Linked DNA regions of Homo sapiens: region 1 is linked to region 2. Evidence: chromatin loops called from intact Hi-C (ENCODE). Cell type or tissue: breast epithelium. All regions are shown on one strand. Links, peaks and the distances in the headings refer to the core of each region. The heading gives the core; the rest is flanking DNA. Region 1 overlaps STX12 (syntaxin 12). Region 2 overlaps EYA3 (EYA transcriptional coactivator and phosphatase 3).

Region 1 (9,582 bases), core at 4,269-6,768, 250 kb after region 2:
CCATACTTTGAAAAACAACCCACGACAGGGAAGTTGAAAGGCTTTGTCTTCAGAGCCATCAGATATAGGACATTATCATTTAAAACGTTCAATCATAAAAAACGATATAAAGGTCAGGCACAGTGGCTCATGTCTATAATCCCAGTACTTTGCAAGGCCAAGAAAGGAGGATCACTTGAGCCCAGGAGTTTGAGACTAGCCTGGAAAACATAGCAAGACCTCATCTCTACAAAAAATTTAAAAATTTAGCTGCGTGTGGTGGTGCGCACTTGTGGTTCCAGCTACTCAGGAGGCTGAGTTGGGAGGATCCCTTGAGCCCAGGAGTTCAAGGTTGCAGTGAGCTATGATTGCCACTGCACTCAGCCTGGGTGACAGAGTAATACCCTATCTCAAAAATAAAATAAAATTTAAAAAGCAATACAAGTTAAGTGCCCCCACGAATGGTATAGAAGCTAAAAGCAAAACAGGATCATAATAGGAAGGTAGACGGAGAAAGTTTTTTTTACTGGAGACCTGAGGTAGATCATGAATGACAAGTCAAGCCACAATGAAGGAGGGGCACATCTGACTTCAGGAATGTGGCATATTAAGGGAACAATGAATCTCAGTAAAAATTGTGTGTTTCTAAAGGATTTAAATGGCCACTGAAGAAAATGACTTGAAAAGAGAACCCTTTTTCCCTGAGCAGTTCCTTAACCTGAGTGAGACCTGTGAATAACTCATGACAGAACATGAAGGTAACTGCAAAACATGAAAGAAAGATGTTTCATTAAAATGTAAAGATAATGGATACAAAACAAACTAGGAACCCTGGGCATGGGGCTCACGCCTGTAATCCCAACACTTTGGGAGGCTGAGGTGGGAGGATTGCTTGAAGTCACAAGTTCAATACCAGCATGGGAAACAAAGCAAGACCATGTCTGTACAAAAAAATTGTTAAAATTAGCTGGGTGTGGTGGCACATGCCTGTAGTTGCAGCTACTCAGGAGGCTGAGGGGAGGGGACTGCTTGAGCCCAGAAGTGGGAGGCTGCAGTGAGCTATGATTTCAACACTGCGCTCTACCGTAGGTGACAGAGGGAGACCCTGTCTCCAAAACGACAACAACAATAAAAATAATAATAATTAAAAAAAAAAAAAACTAGGAGAAAGGAGGAAGCCTACAAACATAAAACTGCTAGCCAAACCCCAAAGAGATGCAAATGTTGAGATTTCTCTTCAGTTAACTCCATTTTATTAATATATTAATAATGTTAATAATAGCAGCAGCCACCACATATTGATTACCTACCAGACGCAGACACTTTGCCACATCTGGTGTGTACATTCTTTCTATTGCCCCAACAGTCACATATCCCCCACTTGATGGATAAGAAACTGAGGTGCAGAGGAGGTCTATCTATCTAGCACCAAAGGCCAACTTATTTTTTTTTTGTTCTACACACTGCCTTTCTACTAACACAAAGTCCTTTCCTATTAATAAACAAAACAGAAAATACCAACCTGTTCTGAAGTAGATAAGGGAAGGGGCAAGGACCCTAATTCTTTCAGCAATTCATTTGTTTCCTTGGCGAGCTGATTTGTGGAGTGTTGTAACTGTTGCCTAAGAGAGAAAAGATATGTTTCAGGATGTTGTCACTTCTTGAGAGGGTTATACACAGAACCACTTTGTTCTCAGAGTGTCTCATAACGTAGGGAATGAAGGGCCATTTGAAGAAATGAGTCCCTAGATGCCCAGGTTCACAACAAAATTCCAGAAATATTACCCAGGCAAACCCACTTCAAGGTATCTTCACTGAGCAGAAAGAATCTGCTTCAATAGCCTGCTGAAGAAAGCACAGATCGGGAATTTTAACTCTTTGGGAAGAGAAGAAAAGCATATCAGCAGTTCTGATAAAAATATAAAAAGAACAATTGCCGCCCACACCTAAATCAAGTAGTTTAAACATACTGAACTCTCTTATTGTCCAGGAGTTGACTGCCACAGTCCACTGACTAGAATCTAGGCACAGACAGTTAGATGAAATGTGCATTAAAAGCGTAGCTTCCTACCTACCCTAGGGAACAACCTCCAAACATCTAATCCCATGCTCTTGCTTTAAAAAGCTGGCTCTTTTCTAGCCTTATCCTTGGCTTCCTACCTGCTCTTTATACCTGAGTTTCTGGCTCTTCCCTCCAAAACAAAGAAGCCTTACCTGTTAAAAATACAAAAGGAGTAGGGAGGAAGGGGAATTGAAGAGGAAAGAATATGTAGTATATTAAGTGGAACTTAAAGTAGTAGAAATACAAAAAGTACTCTTTTCATTTGTGGTTTCCTCTACTATCCAGCCATTTCTACAAAGGCTTTCTGAGACGACAGTGAAACCACATGCTATGATCTGAATGTTAGTGTCCCTGCAAAATTCATATGTTGAAATCCTAATTCCCGAGGTGATAATATTAGGAGATGGGGTCCTTTGGAGGGTGATTAGATCATGGAAATAAAGTTGTTGTTTATAAACTACTCAGTTTATGGTATTTTGTTATAGTAGCCCAAATGGGCTAACACACCACACTAATTATTAATGGTTTTTCTGTACTGCAAATGGGCCTCCAGGATTTAAAAAAAAGGAGTCAAAAGCAAGAGGTACCCAATCAGTGGCTTGAACATCCCAGGCAGTAGAAAATATCCAGAGATATTTCACATTTCCCTGGAAAAAGCTCACAATAATAGTCATTCTCTTACCTCACACTGTCTAGGGTAGGAAACAAAAAATATTGCTTGATATATATATACATATATATGTATCTACATATATATAGATACATATATATGTATCTACATATATATAGATACATATATATGTATCTACATATATATAGATACATATATATGTATCTACATATATATAGATACATATATATGTATATACATATATATAGATACATATATATGTATATACATATATAGATACATATATATGTATATACATATATAGATACACATATATAGATATATACATATATAGATATATATTATATATTTATATACTATATATTTTATATTTATATACTATATTTATATTTTATATATATTATAGATATATTTATATACTATATTTATATTTTATATATATTTATATACTATATTTATATTATATATATATATTTTTTGAGATGGAGTCTTGCTCTGTCGCCAGGCCGGAGTGCTGTGGCGCGATCTTGGCTCACTCCAACCTTCGCCTCCCGGGTTCAAGTGATTCTCCTGCCTCAGCCTCCCAAGCAGCTGTGACTACAGGCGCAAGCCACCACGCACAGCTAATTTTTGTATTTTATTTTTTTGAGACAGAGTCTTGCTCTGTCACCTAGGCTGGAGTGCAGTGATGTGATCTCAGCTCACTGCAACCTCCGCCTCCCAGGTTCAAGCGATTCCCCTGCCTCAGCCTCCCAAGTAGCTGGGACTACAGGCACGTGCCACCACGCCTGGCTAATTTTTTGTATTTTTAGTAGAGACAGGGTTTCACCGTGTTAGCCAGGATGGTCTCGATCTCCTGACCTCGTGACCCACCCACCTCGGCCTCCCAGAGTGCTGGGATTACAGGCGTGAGCCACTGCTCCCGGCTTGCTCAGAACATTTTAAAGATGAAGAATAGCACTAAAAGCAGAAATGGAGCAGAAAAGGATGTGATAAAAAGAATCAGGAGTCCCTACTATCAGTCTACTATTCTCTCCCTCAGGCTCCCCTTGGGCCATTCTGATTACATATGCAGTAGTCCCTCAGTATCCACGGGGGATTGGTTCCAGGCCTCCTGCCAAGTCCTTAATATAAAATTGTGTAACATTTGCCTAGAACCTATGCATATCCTTCCATATACTTTATTTATTTATTTATTTTGAGACGGAGTTTCGCTCTTGTCACCCAGGCTGGAGTGCAATGGCACAATCTCAGCTCACTGCAACCTCCGCCTCCCAGGTTCAAGTGATTCTCCTACCTCAGCCTCCCAAGTAGCCGGGATTACAGGCACGCGCCACCATGCCCAGCTAATTTTTGTATTTTTAGTAGAGATGGAGTTTCACCATGTTGGTCAGGCTGGTCTTGAACTCCCGACCTCGGGTGATCTGCCCACCTCAGCCTCCCAAAGCGCTGGGATTACAGGTGTGAGCCACCACACCCGGCCCATATACTTTATTTTTTATTTTTATTTTTATTTTTTTGAGACAGAGTTTCACTCTTGTTGCCTAGGCTGGAGTGCAATGGTGCGATCTTGGCTCACCGCAACCTCCGCCTCCTGGGTTCAAGCTATTTTCCTGCCTCAGCCTCCTGAGTAGCTGGGATTACAGGTGCCTGCCACACATCCAGCTGATTTTTGTATTATTAGTAGAGACAGGGTTTCATCATGTTGGCCAGGCTGGTCTTGAACTCCTGACCTCAGGTGATCTGCCCGCCTCAGCCTCCCAAAGTGCTGGGATTACAGGCATGAGTCACTGCACCCAGCACCCCCTTCCATATACTTTAAATCATCTCTAGATTACATTACTTAATACTTAGAGGTGAAGCCAGCTGGACTTCTGGGTTGGGTGAGGACTCTGAGAAATTTTCTGTCTCACAGGAGGATTGTAAAATGCACCAATCAGCACTCTGTAGCTAGGATTGTAAAATGCACCAATCAGCAATCTGTGGCTAGCTAGAGGTTTGTAAAATGGACCAATCAGTGCTCTGTAAAATGGACCAATCAGCAGGACATGGGTGGGGACAAATAAGGGAATAAAAGCTGGCCACGCCAGCCAGCAGCAGCAACCTGCTCAGATCCTCTTCCACGCTGTGGAAGCTTTGTTGTTTTGCTCTTCACAGTAAATCTTGCTGCTGCTCACTCTTTGGGTCCGCACCACCTTAAAGAGCTGTAACACTCACCACGAAGGTCCACGGCTTCATTGTTGAAGTCAGCAAGACCAAGAACCCACCAGAAGGAACTAACTCCAGACACAATACAATGTAAATACTATGTAAATAATTGTTCTACTATATTGTTTCAGTAATGACAAGGAAAAAAGTCTGTACATCTTCAGTAGAGACCTTCCTTTTTTTTTCTGAATATTTTCTATCTGTGGTTGGTTGAACCCACAGGTGCAGAACCTATGGATATGGAAGGCTGACTGTAGCTGGAAATCCAGTTAGACTAGATCATGAGGAGTCCTACGCCAACAAGGAAGCTCATTTAGGCAGAGTTGTGAGCAGAATATAGTTTAATAGTGGTACGAATTCCCTTTTCTACTTCCCTAAATTGTTCTGCTAAACTGCCCAAGAGGAGAAAGAACCAGAGTTCAAAGACTTTGAAAGGCAACGGAAATTACAATCCATTAATATACTTTGTTGCCCCGCCCCTCTTTTAGATCCAGCTCTTATCTCATGACCCACTGCCTCTCATTCTGACTTCCCAGACCTGAAACCTAAGCTGCTGTCTGGCAAGGACACTGTGTCCTCAAATGGCCCTCACAAAACCCAACCTTGTCAGGAAGTTACTCACAGATTTTCCTGTAGCTTGCTTGAGTCCTGCTTAGTTCCTAGCTGGCTCATCAAATTCTTTATCTGAGCAGCTGGGGAGATAGGAAGAAAAAGATTTATTTAAAAGAAAAATACATTCATCATGAGTACCCTACTTCTAAGATTCCTGGTCTCTTCCCATTCAGAATAAGTATTAATACATGCAACTAATAGAGACCATGCTATGATCAAAACCTTGACACACACATTCCTCCAAAAACTAATTACAAGGTTCACCTTTCTCCTATAGAGTAACTGTGTCACAAAGTAGAAGGTGGTAGTTTTATCATCCCCCTAAAATTTGCTAGTTTTCCTAGATCTCCTATTGCAATGGTTAAAAATTTCAACACCTTTAGAAGGGCCTCTAGGCCAGATATCAATTTGCAACAATAAAAAAAAAATCAAGTCAAATACAATAATTTTTCTATAGCAAACATTTTTGGAAAGACAATGTATACTTATTACTAATAATGGGTTACCACCAATTGAGCACCTCTAAGTGCCAGGCACTATATACTAAGAGCTTTGTATACACTCTGTTATTAATTTTCACAACAGCAATCTCCAGTAGATGTACTTTTTTATTTATTTATTTTTTTTTTTTGAGATGGAGTCTCACTCTGTCACCCAGGCTGGAGTGCAGTGGCACGATCTCAGCTCACGCAAGCTCCGCCTCCTGGGTTCATGCCATTCTCCTGCCTCAGCCTCCTGAGTAGCTGGGACTACAGGCGCCTGCCACCACGCCCGATTAATTTTTTTGTATTATTAGTAGAGACGGGTTTTCACCATGTTAGCCAGGATGGTCTGGATTTCCTGACCTTGTGATCCACTCGCCTCGGCCTCCCAAAGTCCTGGGATTACAGTCGTGAGCCACCACGCCTGGCCTTAGTAGATATACTTCCATTTTGCAGGTAAGGAAGTGTATTTAGAGAGATTAAGTATCTTATACAAGCATACACAATTAATAAGTAGCAGAGCAAAAATTCAATGCCCAGTACATCAGATTCCAATGGCTATGTTCTTTCAACTGTGCTGTCTATACCATAATACAGTCAAACATATGGTTTTGTTCAGCCTTCTCTACCTTTTCCTAGATATTTGCTAAGACTAGGAATGGTCATGTTTGAATCCTGGATGTTTAACTCCTATCCTAGACCAAGAAAGCAGAGGTCCAGAGGAACTGATCATCTATCAATAAGGAGGAACACTCTAACGCCAGCCTGCCTGGGACTCTGAACACTCCTGTCCCTTACTGATTTCTGCAACAATAGAGCCCTTCATTTATTTTATGCCTTGCTTTCTATTTTCTTTTTCTGGTTACTGGGGAGGGTGGGGGAGATTTATTCATTCATAGAGGTTGGAAGTTAGTTATATGATTTCTTGTTTGCTTGCTTGTTTTCCAAGAGCATTCACTGTCTTCTATTACAAGTAGCTGGAGTACAGAACATATGAATAGAGTACTCATTGCCCAGAAGTAACACACTTACCATCAAGTTTCAACAGAACTTCAAGAAATCACATAACACAATAAGTATAAGGCTCTTCCAGCCATTCAGCTTTCTTTGTGAGAGCCCTTTCTATCCTCTCTGGATTAATGCCAGTTTCACTTGTGAAACACCAGCCTGCTAAATGACTAGTTCAGTGGAAGAAAATGAGGAGACCAATGTATATTGTATAATTTGTGAATATTATAGAAACAGTATACATATAATGCTCCCATGTCCAACAAGAAAGAACCTTCACTTATTAGAATTTTGAAATTTAAAAATTAATTGTTCCAAATTTACTTTTTGGTAATGGTACTCTTTAAAATAACAATATTTGGGGGACACAGTCATAATCTTGTCCCTAATTTGGTCACCAAGATCAGTAAAAAAGTAAGCTAAAATGTATTGAGTACCAGTTACCTTACAATACCAATGACATGCTAATAGTCCCTAAATCTTTTTTTTTTTTGATACAGAGTCTCACTCTGTCGGCCAGGCTGGAGTGCAGTGGCATGATCTCGGCTCACTGCAACCTCCGACTCCCAGGCTCAACCAATTCTCCTGCCTCAGCCTCCCGAGTAGCTGGGATTACAGGCGTGTGCCACCACGCCTGGCTAATTTTTGTATTTTTAGTAGAGATGGGGTTTCACCATGTTGGTCAGGCTGGTCTCAAACTCCTGACCTCAGGTAATCCACCCGCCTCGGCCTCCCAAAGTGCTGGGATTGCAGGGTTGAGCCACTGCACCCGGCCAGTAGTCCCTAAATCTGATAAGAAGCAACGATTAGGCAAAAATCTTCTAACTTATTGCTGGGTGCTTCTATTCCTAAACAGAAATGGAACAACTCAGTCCTTAGTAGTAAGTACACGTTATTTCTCCCTAGCCAAAATTACTGCATTGTTGGGGATACAAAGCAAACATTTCCCGAGTCAAGTATATATAGGCTGGTAGCACTTCAGATTATGATTTCATCTTATTTTGAGACCATATTTTCCTAACAAAAATGTGATTCCAGTTTTATAACAGAAATATAGGATTCACTTAATTCAAATTTTGCCTTTTGACAAGACTTCTCTAAAAGATATCTATTCTACTAAGTGAGGAACCACTATAGCTCAGTGGTTCCATGGTTCCAATTATAAGCACTATAATTACTGCATTCTGCTAAGATAGCATTATGTGTGACAACCACTTTTCTTCATCACTAACATGTGGTATGTCCTTCTTATCTAAGTCAAATGGGAATCAGGATACAACTAAAGCTATTAACTGGACAGCCATAAAAATAATTTATGAAAGAGGGCATGAATTTTCATTTACTGAGCATCTACTATGAGGTACTAGACACTGGGCTTGACAAGCATTAACTTATTTGACTCCAACAATCCTTTAAGTAAGTATTATTATTCCATTGTTGCATATGAGCACAATGAGGCTCCTGAGAGTTACAGAACTCATTCATTCATTCATTCATTCAGAGTAGAGTATCTACTCTACACTATTCCATGTCCTAGAAGACACTTGCCTTCGAGAGTCTTCTAAGGAAAAGAGATAGACAATAAACATATCAGGTAGTGAAAAATGGTATAAAGAGAAATAAATTCAGGTAAAAGCTGAGGTGACAGCGGTGGGCAGAGGATACTAGTTATACAGAGTGGTCAGAGTATAAAAAGAAATAAATTCAGTTAAGAGCTGAAGTGACAGTGGTGGGCAGAGGATACTAGTTATATAGAGTGGTCAGAGAGACCTCTCTGATAAGGTGACACTGAGCTGAGATCCAAAGTGAAAGATCAAGCCACACAGCTATCTTGGGGAGAAGCATTCTAGGAGAAGAGAGTAATCAGTACAAAGTCCCCAAAGCAAGGGTACTTGATGTGATGGAGGCCAGGGTGGCTAGAGCAGAGTGAGCAAGAGACAGCAGAGAGGTGGCCAAGGAGGTAGTAGGGACCCAGATTGTATAGGGCCTTGCAAACAATTATGAGGACTTTGAATTTTAATGAAGTGGGAAATCACTGGTAGGTTTTGAACAGAGTGTCATTACAACCAGAATTTAAACCCAGGGCTAACTGCAGTGGAATGTGCCACATTACAGTCTCTCAAAAGGCTGACTCTTACAGGAAAAAGAATGTAGTCACACAGGGCAGGCCTAGATTTCCCAGTGTTCCACTTAGCCCCACCCTACTTATCTGATACCTAAGTTAATAGGTCTCTGCTCCAGATAGGCTGATGTCCTTCCTCTAACCTGCTCCCTTCTCCAGCTCCCTGGCACCTATGGGAACACTCCTCTGTACTCACTAGAGTTCAGCAGAGTGCCAGGCACCCAGGTGATACATAATCAATTACTGATTAATTGAGTTAGCCTCCCTTTTCCATTCTGGCAAGCTCTTTGAGGCAGAAGATATGAATGAAGAATATAAGCTAGGAATAATGAGGCCTGAAATCTAAGCCAGACTTGACGACTAACTAGATGCAGGGCACTAAGCAAGTCATTTCATTTGACTGGGTCTCTTTTTCACCAATTATAGATGATATTCAGATTTCACTGACATTTACTGAATACTTAAACTATTTGTGTAA
Region 2 (9,582 bases), core at 4,763-7,262:
CTGTTGTTTGAGTAGCTAAATGATTTAAAAAACAGATCAAGTACATTGATACCTTTGTATATTTATTTTTGCAGGTGAAAAAAGCCAAGATGCAGGAATCAGGAGAGCAAACTATAAGGTATGTAAAGTTTGCTTTCTTTTTAATGAACTACTCATAAGTTTTGTTTTTTTTTTTCACATGCTGATTAGCGTATGGGCATGCTTTGCCCTCTTTTTGGTTCTTACCATCAGCTGTTACATTTTGAAATTATTTGGTTTAAGATTAAAATTTCCTTTCCAAATAGTTTTTTCCTGAAACTTGTGCACTGATTTGTTCTTATGCATTCATTATTTATTCAACAATATGTACCAAACTCATGTTGTATATCAGGCACTGTGCTACATAGAGGAGACTTAATGGTAAAGATGAAAAGCACCATATTCTTCAGTCAGACGTACAATATACAGAATAGGAAGCATAAGCGAAATAAATAAAATCCAAGAGATTTGGTATTAATTACCAAATGGTTATGAAATGACTTAGTCATTAACCCCACTCCTCTTATAGAAAAGAGGAAGCTTGCGCCTGGCACGGTCGCTCACGCCTGTAATCCCAGCACTTTGGGAGGCTGAGGCGGGCAGATCACGAGGTCAGGAGATCGAGACCATCCTGGCTAACACGGTGAAACCCCGTCTCTACTAAAAATACAAAATTATTAACCGGGCGTGTTGGCGGGCGCCTGTGGTCCCAGCTACTCAGGAGGCTGAGGCAGGAGAATGGTGTGAACCTGGGAGGTGGAGCTTGCGGTGAGCTGAGATCGCGCCACTGCACTCCAGCCTGGGCGACAGAGCGAGACTCTGTCTCAAAAAAAAAAAAAAAAAGAGAAAAGAGGCAGCTTGTTTGCACCTCACAGTTTGGCTTCTTCATACCATGGTTTTCAGTTTTCCACAGTTCTTACCTTCTGTCGTTTGTGCACCAACCATATGAGCCAGTAACTGCATCACCTCTACCACATTAATTTCAAGAATCCTACACTTTTACCTCCACACACTATCATCCCGGCTCATTTATTCTAGAACTGCCATGCTAGCCATATGATGTCTTAAACTATCAATTAAATCATCTGTCATCTTTTCACCATCACCCCTTAAAAAGAACTTTAGTTTCTTCCTTATAAGAGACCAACATGGCGGAACCTTGTTTCTACTAAAAACACAAAAATTAGCTCGGCGTGGTGACTTGAGCCTATAATCCCAGCTACTTGGGAGACTGAGGCAGGAGAATGGCTTGAACCCACGAGGCGGAGGTTACAGTGAGCCAAGAATGCGCCACTGCACTCCAGCCTGGGCGACAAAGACTCTGTCTCAAAAAAAAAAAGGAACTTAACTGGCCAGGTGTGGTGGCTCCACTTTTGGAGGTCCAGGTGGGCAGATCGCTTGAGTTCAGTAGTTTGAGACCAGCCTGGGCGACATAGCAAGATGCTGTCTCTATAAAAAACACAAAAACAATTATCCAGGAATGGTGGTGCACACCTTTAGTCCCAGCTACTCGGGGCTGAGGCAGGAGGATTGCTTGAGCCCAGGGGCCAGAAGTTGTGGTGAGCCAAGATTGCGCCACTGAACTCCATCCTGGGTTGGTGGCAGAGCAAGATGCTGTCTCATTTAAAAAAAAAAAAAGAAAGAAAAATAAACTTAACTATAAGATCTACTGTAATTAGTCCCTTACAAACATTCTTAACTTCCTCACTTTTTTCTGTCATACTTGCCTAGCAAAACCACAACCCTGATTAAACCCAACTATCCACCTATTCTGTACTTATTCCCAATCACTTGTACATCGTGAGAGAAAAACACAAAATTGTGCTAACTGTTCCTAGTTTCTATTCATGATAAGATCTAAAACAGGCACTTAGTCCCCCTTCCTGGTATGTCTGATTTCCCAGCCTCTAAAATCATCTTAATTCCTTTATTCCCTCCCTCCTTGCCCCCTACCTTCTCCCTTTTCCCTCCCTTTCCTGCTATTTCCATTCACTCAGCTGTGGATCTTGCTCCCTAGTTCAAAGAGAGATTAGGAACATCTCCCTTCTCTCACCAAATCAACCTACTTAATCTGCTTCTCTTGGATATTGTTTATCTTTCCTCTGAAATTCCCTTGCTCTTATCGAAGGCTAACCTCTCCAGTTGTTTGAAAGAACCCATCACCTTCATCTTTTCCTGCAATTATCTCTTCTTTTACCTTCAGCAATTTTTTTACTATGATAAAATACACACAATATACAATTTACCATTTTAAGTGTACAGTTTAGTGGCACTAAGTACAATCACTTTGTCTTGCAACCATCACTACCATTCATCTCTAGAACTTTATTCATCTTTCCAAACTGAAATTCCATGTTCACTAAACAATATTCTCCACTCCCCCATCTCCAGCTCCTGGCAACCACCATTCTACTTTCTGTCTGCATGATTGTGACTGCTCTAAGTACCTCACAGAAATGGAGTCATACAGTATTTGTCCTTTTGTGATTCATCATGATGTCTTTAAGGTCTATCCATTTGTAGCATGTGTCAGAATTTCCTCTTTTTAAGGCTCAATAATACTCCATTGTATGTCTGTTCCGCATTTTCTTTATCCATTCATCTGTTGTTTGTGTTGTTAATAGTTCTGTTGAATGAGAAGGAGGTATTTGTTGTGCCACTTTATGGACTTGGATGTTGTTGGGTTTTTTTGGTCATTTTATTTTAGAGCAGTTGTTTTTTCATGGTGTATTCATTGTTAAGCAAAATTTATGTTTATATAACTTTGAAAATAATTATATTTTGAGGCAGTATGTCATTTCTCTAAGGATAATAATTTAAATATTTAACAAGTGCTAGAGTTAACTCACTGTCTTGGTGCTGTTGTTTCTATTTATTCTCTAGATGCTCAGTTGAGTATGTAGGGGATGTTGCTATAACATAATATTCTAGGACCATTGGGTTTTAGGAACTGGTCCAGTGGATACTGGATCATAGCAATATCACCAACTTCTAAAATATAAGATCTACAAATAGTCTTCAACAGTGGGTATAACAGTGAACCTCATACTTAACCAGGTACATGTAGAAGTCAAACTAGTTATTGATGTCAGGAAAATTCTGGTTCAGTTTTATGCCCTTCCCCTGGTAATTCTATGTAAGTAGGTGTGAGATGGGGTCCAGAAGTCTATTTTTATTAACTATTCAGGTAATTATAATAAATCACCCAGTTTGGGAAACTGACACAACTATTCCATATAATTTCTTGCCCTTACCCTTCAATTTCCATAATCACATCTTAGTACATTAAGTTCTATTACAAAAATATAAACATTTGAGTAACAAGATAAAAATGAACCTTACTTGGGGATTTAGCTTTAAAATTAATTACAAATGAGGAAAAATTATTTGAACATTCAAAATATACCATTAAAGCTGGACACTGTGGCTCACACCTGTAATTCCAGCACTTTGGATGCTGAGGTGGACGGATTGCTTGAGACCAGGAGTTTGAGACCAGCTTGGGCAACATGATGAAACCCTATCTCTACAAAAATTACAAAAATTAGCTGGGTGTTGTGGCACATGCCTGTAGTCCCAGCTACTTCGGAGGATGAGGTAGGAAGATCACTTGAGCCCGGGAGGTCAAAGCTGCAGGAGCCATGATCGAGCCACTGCACTCCAGCCTGGGTGACCGAGTGAGACCCTGACTCAAAAAAACAAAACAAAAACCAACCAAACAAAAAATATATACCATTTAAAAAAAACCCTTATTATACTTGAATATTAGAAGTCAGTTTCAGAAATGATACGAGAACTTTATAAATTTTGTGCTATATATTTTTTATATAAGCAACATTTCTTTTTACAATTTTGCTGTGTAGAAACTACTCTTACCTTTGATTAGTCAGCATTATCTTTCCAGATATATAGAACCTCTGGTACAGTGTCTTCCACCTCTCCCTAGAGAGTAGAAGAACAAAGCAAGCTTCTTTCTAGGGTGCATGAATGTAGGAATGATGCCTGGGCTTTGAAGAAGTTGTAATATAATAACAGTTACAGTTAAAGTGTGCTTACTGTGTTCTAGCTTTGCTCTAAATGTAAACTTATTAGTCCTCCTGACAGCCCTATGAGGTAGGTTTCATTTTTATTCTCGTTGACGGATGTAGAAAGCGGGGAACAGATAAGTTCAGTGACTTGTCCAAGGTCATAGGGCTAGTTATTGGCAGAATAGAATATGAACTTGAGCAGCCTCTGACTCTAGAATCAACACTCCTAACCACTGTGCTATAATGGGACATAATAACTGAAGAATGAAAAGTAGAGGAGATGGAAAAGAGAGAACATTTTGAAGAATGAAAGTTAGAACAATCTTCATTCCAGAATTTCTGTGGAATCTCCCCAGCATTAAACTATCTAACATAATGACTTGTCCTCCCAGTTTATGTGACTTATCATTCTCAATTTCTCTTAATTTTCCTTATAAGTTAAAAAAAATGATGTTGCTTAGTCCTGGCTATATAACAAATAGAAAATGAGGTGTTTGTGTTTTATTTAACTGGGAGATAAGAGAAATATAGTAGAATGAATCTTAAGGGTTTAGAACCCCCGCTTGGAAACAAACGTATAATTTTTGTTTGTTTGTTTGTTTGTTTGTTTTGTTTTTGAGACAGAGTCTCACTGTGTCGCCTAGGCAGGAGTGCAGTAGTGCCATCTCCAATCACTGCAACTTCTGCCTCCTGAGTTCAGGTAATTCTCAGGCCTCAGCCTCCTGAGTAGCTGGGACTACAGGCGTGCACCACAACGCCTGGCTAATTTTTGTATTTTTAGTAGAGACGGGGTTTTACCATGTTGGTCAGGCTGGTCTCAAACTCCTGATCTCAAGTGATCCGCCCGCCTCAGCTTCCCAAAGTGCTGGGATTACAGGTGTAAGCCACCGCACCTGGCCCAAACGTGTAATTTGAAAACACTTCTCATATGATTATGGTTTGTAGCTGATCAAGAACCACTGTCTGAAATCAAACGTCTCCCTACCTTCCTGTGGTACTTTGGGAGCAAGGTAACAGAGCACTGTTGCACAGAATGGTGACTGTAATAAATAATATAGCATTGTATATTTCAGAATTGCTAAAAGCATAGAACTTAAGTGTTTTCACGTTTTTTTTTTTTTTTTCACAAAAAAGCAAAAGGTGTTTTATATATCAAAACATCACATTGTACCCCATAAACATATAATAAAAAGTGGCAGAGCAATGTTTTACCATATGGTGTTAAAGAAAAATCTGACTTGCCAGTGACTTAGCTGGAATTTCTGAATTATATAAAAACTAAAGGGATCTAGAGATATAAGAAAGAACAGTAGACTGGGCGTGGTGGCTCACACCTGTAATCCCAGCACTTTGGGAGGCTGAGGTGGGTGGATCACAAGGTCAGGAGTTCAAGACCAGCCTGACCAACATGGTGAAACCCCGTCTCTACTAAAAATACAAAAATTAGCTGGGCATGGTGGCATGCACCTGTAATCCCAGCTACTCAGGAGGCTGAGGCAGGAGAATTGCTTGAACCCAGGAGGCGGAGGTTGCAGTGAGCCGAGATCGTGCCACTGCACTCGAGCCTGGGTGACAGAGTGAGACTCCATCTCAAAAAAAAAAGAAAGAGCGGTAGAATGCTGAGGGTACTAGCCCTGGCCCGAGCTCTCTTCAAGTAGTTGTTAAAAATCAACAATAAGGATATCACGAAGATTTACTTTGCCTCTTACTTATATAGCCTAGGAGGAAATGGGTTTGAACTCATCACTTTTTAGCAATGCAGCAAATCAATCAGGGGCTAATGTATTCATTTTGGTTCTCCCAGTCAAGTAAGCAATCCAGATGTCAGTGATCAGAAGCCTGAAACATCAAGCCTTGCTTCAAACCTTCCCATGTCAGAGGAAAGTAAGTACCATATTCTGTGCATGATTGAACAGATATTCCTATAACTAGTAATGCTTTTCTTATAGAGTTGGTTTTTCGTAATTGCCTTGTTTGTCCCAAAATATCCTGAAGGCTCTCCCATCCTTGTTTTTGTGTGTGTTTATCCTTGAGCCCTCCTGTAAGCTTTATTGACAGACCAGCTGAGAAAAGATCACATGGAGTCCACTCACCCAAGGAGTCACACGCCGTGATTTTATTTTTGTTTTGAGATTGGATGTTTTAAAGGTAATAGTGTCTTACAGAAAATCAGAGACAACTATACTTAACCATATATACTTCCCATGTATATTTTTTAAAAAGGTGTAACTTTTTTTTAAAAGGTGTGTCTTGAGTTCTATATAGTGTTTCCTCAAAGGTGATTCTATTCTGGTGGTTCTCAGACCTTTAGCCTACATAAGAATCATCTAGAATACTTGTTTGTAATGTAGAATTCTAGTTTCACCTCCAAAGATTATCATTCAGTAGATCTGATGTGGATAGGGAATCTGCATTTTTGACAAGTTAGCCAGGTGATTCTGGTCCATTGGGAAACTGTCCATTTTGTGGAAAACCACTCTAATTTGTAAAGTGTCTCCTCTAATTTCTTGAATTTCCCACTCATCCCCAAGAAAAAGACCTGTTCCCTAAAATCTTATACTTTACATACTTCAGGGTCAGGAAGTAAGTTGAGTATTCTTGCTCCTTCCAAATAATTTCCTTTTTTCCTTCAAATACTTTGGTTCAACTGGGCATGGTGGATCTTGTCTGTAATCCCAACACTTTGGGAGTCTGAGGCAGGAGGATCACCTGAGGCCAGGAGTTTGAGATCAGCCTGGGCAACAAAGTGAGACCTCCTCGCTACAAAAAATAAAATAAAATAAAATAAATAAAAACTTTGGTTCATTTGAAGTCTACATCTATACCTTCCCCTACCTTTCTATTTTTACTTTAGACTGTCATCCTATTCATTCTGTTCTTTATTTTTTTTTTTATGTTTTTTGAGATGGAGTCTTGCTTTGTTGCCCAGGTTGGAGTGCAGTGGCACAATCTCGACTCACTACAACCTCCGCCTCCCGGGTTCAAGTGATTCTCCTGCCTCAGCCTCCCGAGTAGCTGGGATTACAGGCGCATGCCACCATGCCCAGCTATTTTTTGTATTTTTTTGTTGTTGTTTGTTTGTATTTTTTAGAGGTGGAGTTTCGCTCTTGTCACCCAGGCTGGAATGCAATGGCAAGATCTCCGCTCACTGCAACCTCTGCCTCCCAGGTTCAAGCCATTTTCCTGACTCAGCCTTCCGAATAGCTGGAATTACAGGCACGCACCATCACGCCTGGCTAATTTTTGTATTTTTAGTAGAGATGGGGTTTCACCATGTTGGCCAGGCTGGTCTCGAACTCTTGACCTCAAGTGATCTGCCGGCCTCAGCCTCCCAAAGTGCTGGGATTACAGGCATGAGCCACCACACCCAGCCATTTCCTTCTTGTCAGGATGTAAGCAGCATACTTGCTCTTGTCAGATATAGAGGCTATTATTTGTGTTTCATATGCTATCTGTTTTTACCTTCCCCAAGGACTTTGGTACTATAGTTTTCTTGCCACCACTTGTGTGTCATCACGGTCTTCCCTTTTTATCCTTCCTGTCAGTAAAGAAACATCTTACCATTTTAAAACATAAACACTGCTCCCCCGACCCCCCCCTGCCCCTCCGCCCTTGGCTCCACATCTCTTACTAGTTATGGACCTTCTCTTTGTTCTGTGACATATCAGAACTTCTGCAAGAGTTGCCCTCACTTGCTTTTTCACCTCCCATTCACTTTTCCAGCCTCTCAAATTTAGCTTCTATCCTCACTCTTCCAGTGAAACTGCTGTCGTCAAGGCCATTAGTTATTTTCATGTTGCAAATTCTAGAATACGTTTCTCCTCACATTCTCCCTCTCAGTACTTTTCCTCCCACCTTTCTCCTTTGATGGCCCTTCTTTGGTGGGCCTCAGGGCTTAATTCTAGGCTACCATGTTTCCTCTTTTGGGATTCTCCGATCCATTACATTACTTTAAATATCTTGTACATGGTTAATGAATTCCATATTGATATTTCCAGTCTGACTTCTCCCCTGATTTCATTTGTGTATCAGACTGCCTGTTTGACATCTTTACTGGAAGGAAAATCATACCTAAGATCTTCAAAAAAGAACTTTCGATTCCTTTAGCCCCCGTGACATACACTCTTCTCCCAAACTTGCCCATCTTAGGAAGTGGTATCACTCTCCGTCTAGTTGTTTTCCTCATTCTCTACATCAAATCCATCAGAATGTCCTGTTAGTTTTACCTTCAGAATATATTTCAAAGTCTTTGCCTCATCCCCACTGTTGCTATTCTAGTCCAAGCCAGCATATTACTTACTTGATTCTTCTATAGTATAATGGATATTATATCTTGACTCTTTATAATCATTTTGTGGTTCCCAAGTACTGTGAAGATCAAGTCTCATTCATTCTCTAGAGAAGTGAAAATTGGCCTCAGTCTCCTAGGATGTTGTTGATTCCTTCCAGAATTAAATTAAATTGGAGGAAGATAAGGGTTTGGGTTTTTTAATATATGTGTCAACTGAGAACCATTATGTAGAATTCAAATAAACTTACCTTACATTCTTTGCAATGGATTGTCAAAACTTTAGATCTAATTGACATCTTCATTTTTGTCAAAATGATTAGAGGTGAATGTGATCTCCAATAATTATTTTTAAATACCTCAAACAATAGCATTGGACAAGCTCTTCTGTAATAAACTCACAGGTGTTGATTTGTCTTACTCTTGAGCATTTGAGTTGGCCCCTCATCTACTTTTGATCAAGGTTCTCTTTTTGGGTCAGGTACTCTTCCAGGGAACCTAATTAGACATAAAGTTAATTGGTTCACTTTTAATCAGATATTTACAGCGTTCATACCAGAAGTAGTAATCATGAGAGTCAAGCCTTCATAGCAGCTATTCCAGATGAAGTCATGGGGGTCAAGAGGACAATAGCTGGAAAAGTCTTTGAGAGTTCATCAGAGTATCACATCAGTTCCTCACGTCTGTCTGTGATTTGCCAAACTTAAAGCCTTCACTACAAAACAGAAAAAATAATAGTATAGAAGCATACTTGCATCTATTCTGCTGTTGATTATGCATAGCAGTAGCAGTGGTTTTAAAATAAGATTGGGTGCCTCCCCCAAATCTGTTTTCCTGCAAGTCATTCTTAAGGCTTTTACTCAATATAGTAAGCACTCAAAGAACAAATAAGCTGAAGTAGAATAATGTGGTTTTCCAGACATAAAGCTTGCTTTTTAAGTTTGCCTATCAGCATAGCCGAAAGCTTAGAAGGTTGCTTCATCTATTATTTTAGATCAGTAATGGGTAAAGGTAGAGATCCTTACCAACCTTCAGCTCTTTTCCATACCCCACCCTTCTTTTTTTAACTGCCTCTGGAAGTCTATAAACACATGTATAAACAAAAAAGTGAGATATTTTCTACCACATAGTCTTTCTATCTGGTGTCCAAGCTGTATTCTGTTAATTAGTTTGAAAGACTATACAGTGAGATGTGCAGTTTTCCCATTCCATTTTCGAAATGTTCTAACTTTTTAACCTGGTGATATT

Evidence for each region. Peaks named below come from ENCODE experiments on the same cell type or tissue, not always from the same donor. Only the 100,000 strongest peaks of a DNase experiment are listed, where the experiment ranks them.
Region 1: it touches region 2 in a loop (13-fold over the local background); 1 of 110 quality-filtered maps calls a loop at or near these places.

The regions. Positions count from the first base shown.
Region 1 is chr1:27,785,552-27,795,133 of GRCh38, reverse strand. It overlaps STX12 (syntaxin 12), which reads right to left. Exons shown (of 9, transcript NM_177424.3): 2 at 5,503-5,572; 3 at 1,502-1,601. Among named protein-coding and RNA genes, the nearest start is that of STX12, 17 kb to the right of the region's middle. In breast epithelium, for the core only: no CTCF peak of the experiment used is centred there; a DNase peak (open chromatin) is centred at 5,443; H3K27ac peaks cover 2,196 bases.
Region 2 is chr1:28,038,919-28,048,500 of GRCh38, reverse strand. EYA3 (EYA transcriptional coactivator and phosphatase 3) reads left to right here. Exons shown (of 18, transcript NM_001990.4): 3 at 75-118; 4 at 5,851-5,930. Among named protein-coding and RNA genes, the nearest start is that of EYA3, 45 kb to the left of the region's middle. In breast epithelium, for the core only: no CTCF peak of the experiment used is centred there; no DNase peak of the experiment used is centred there.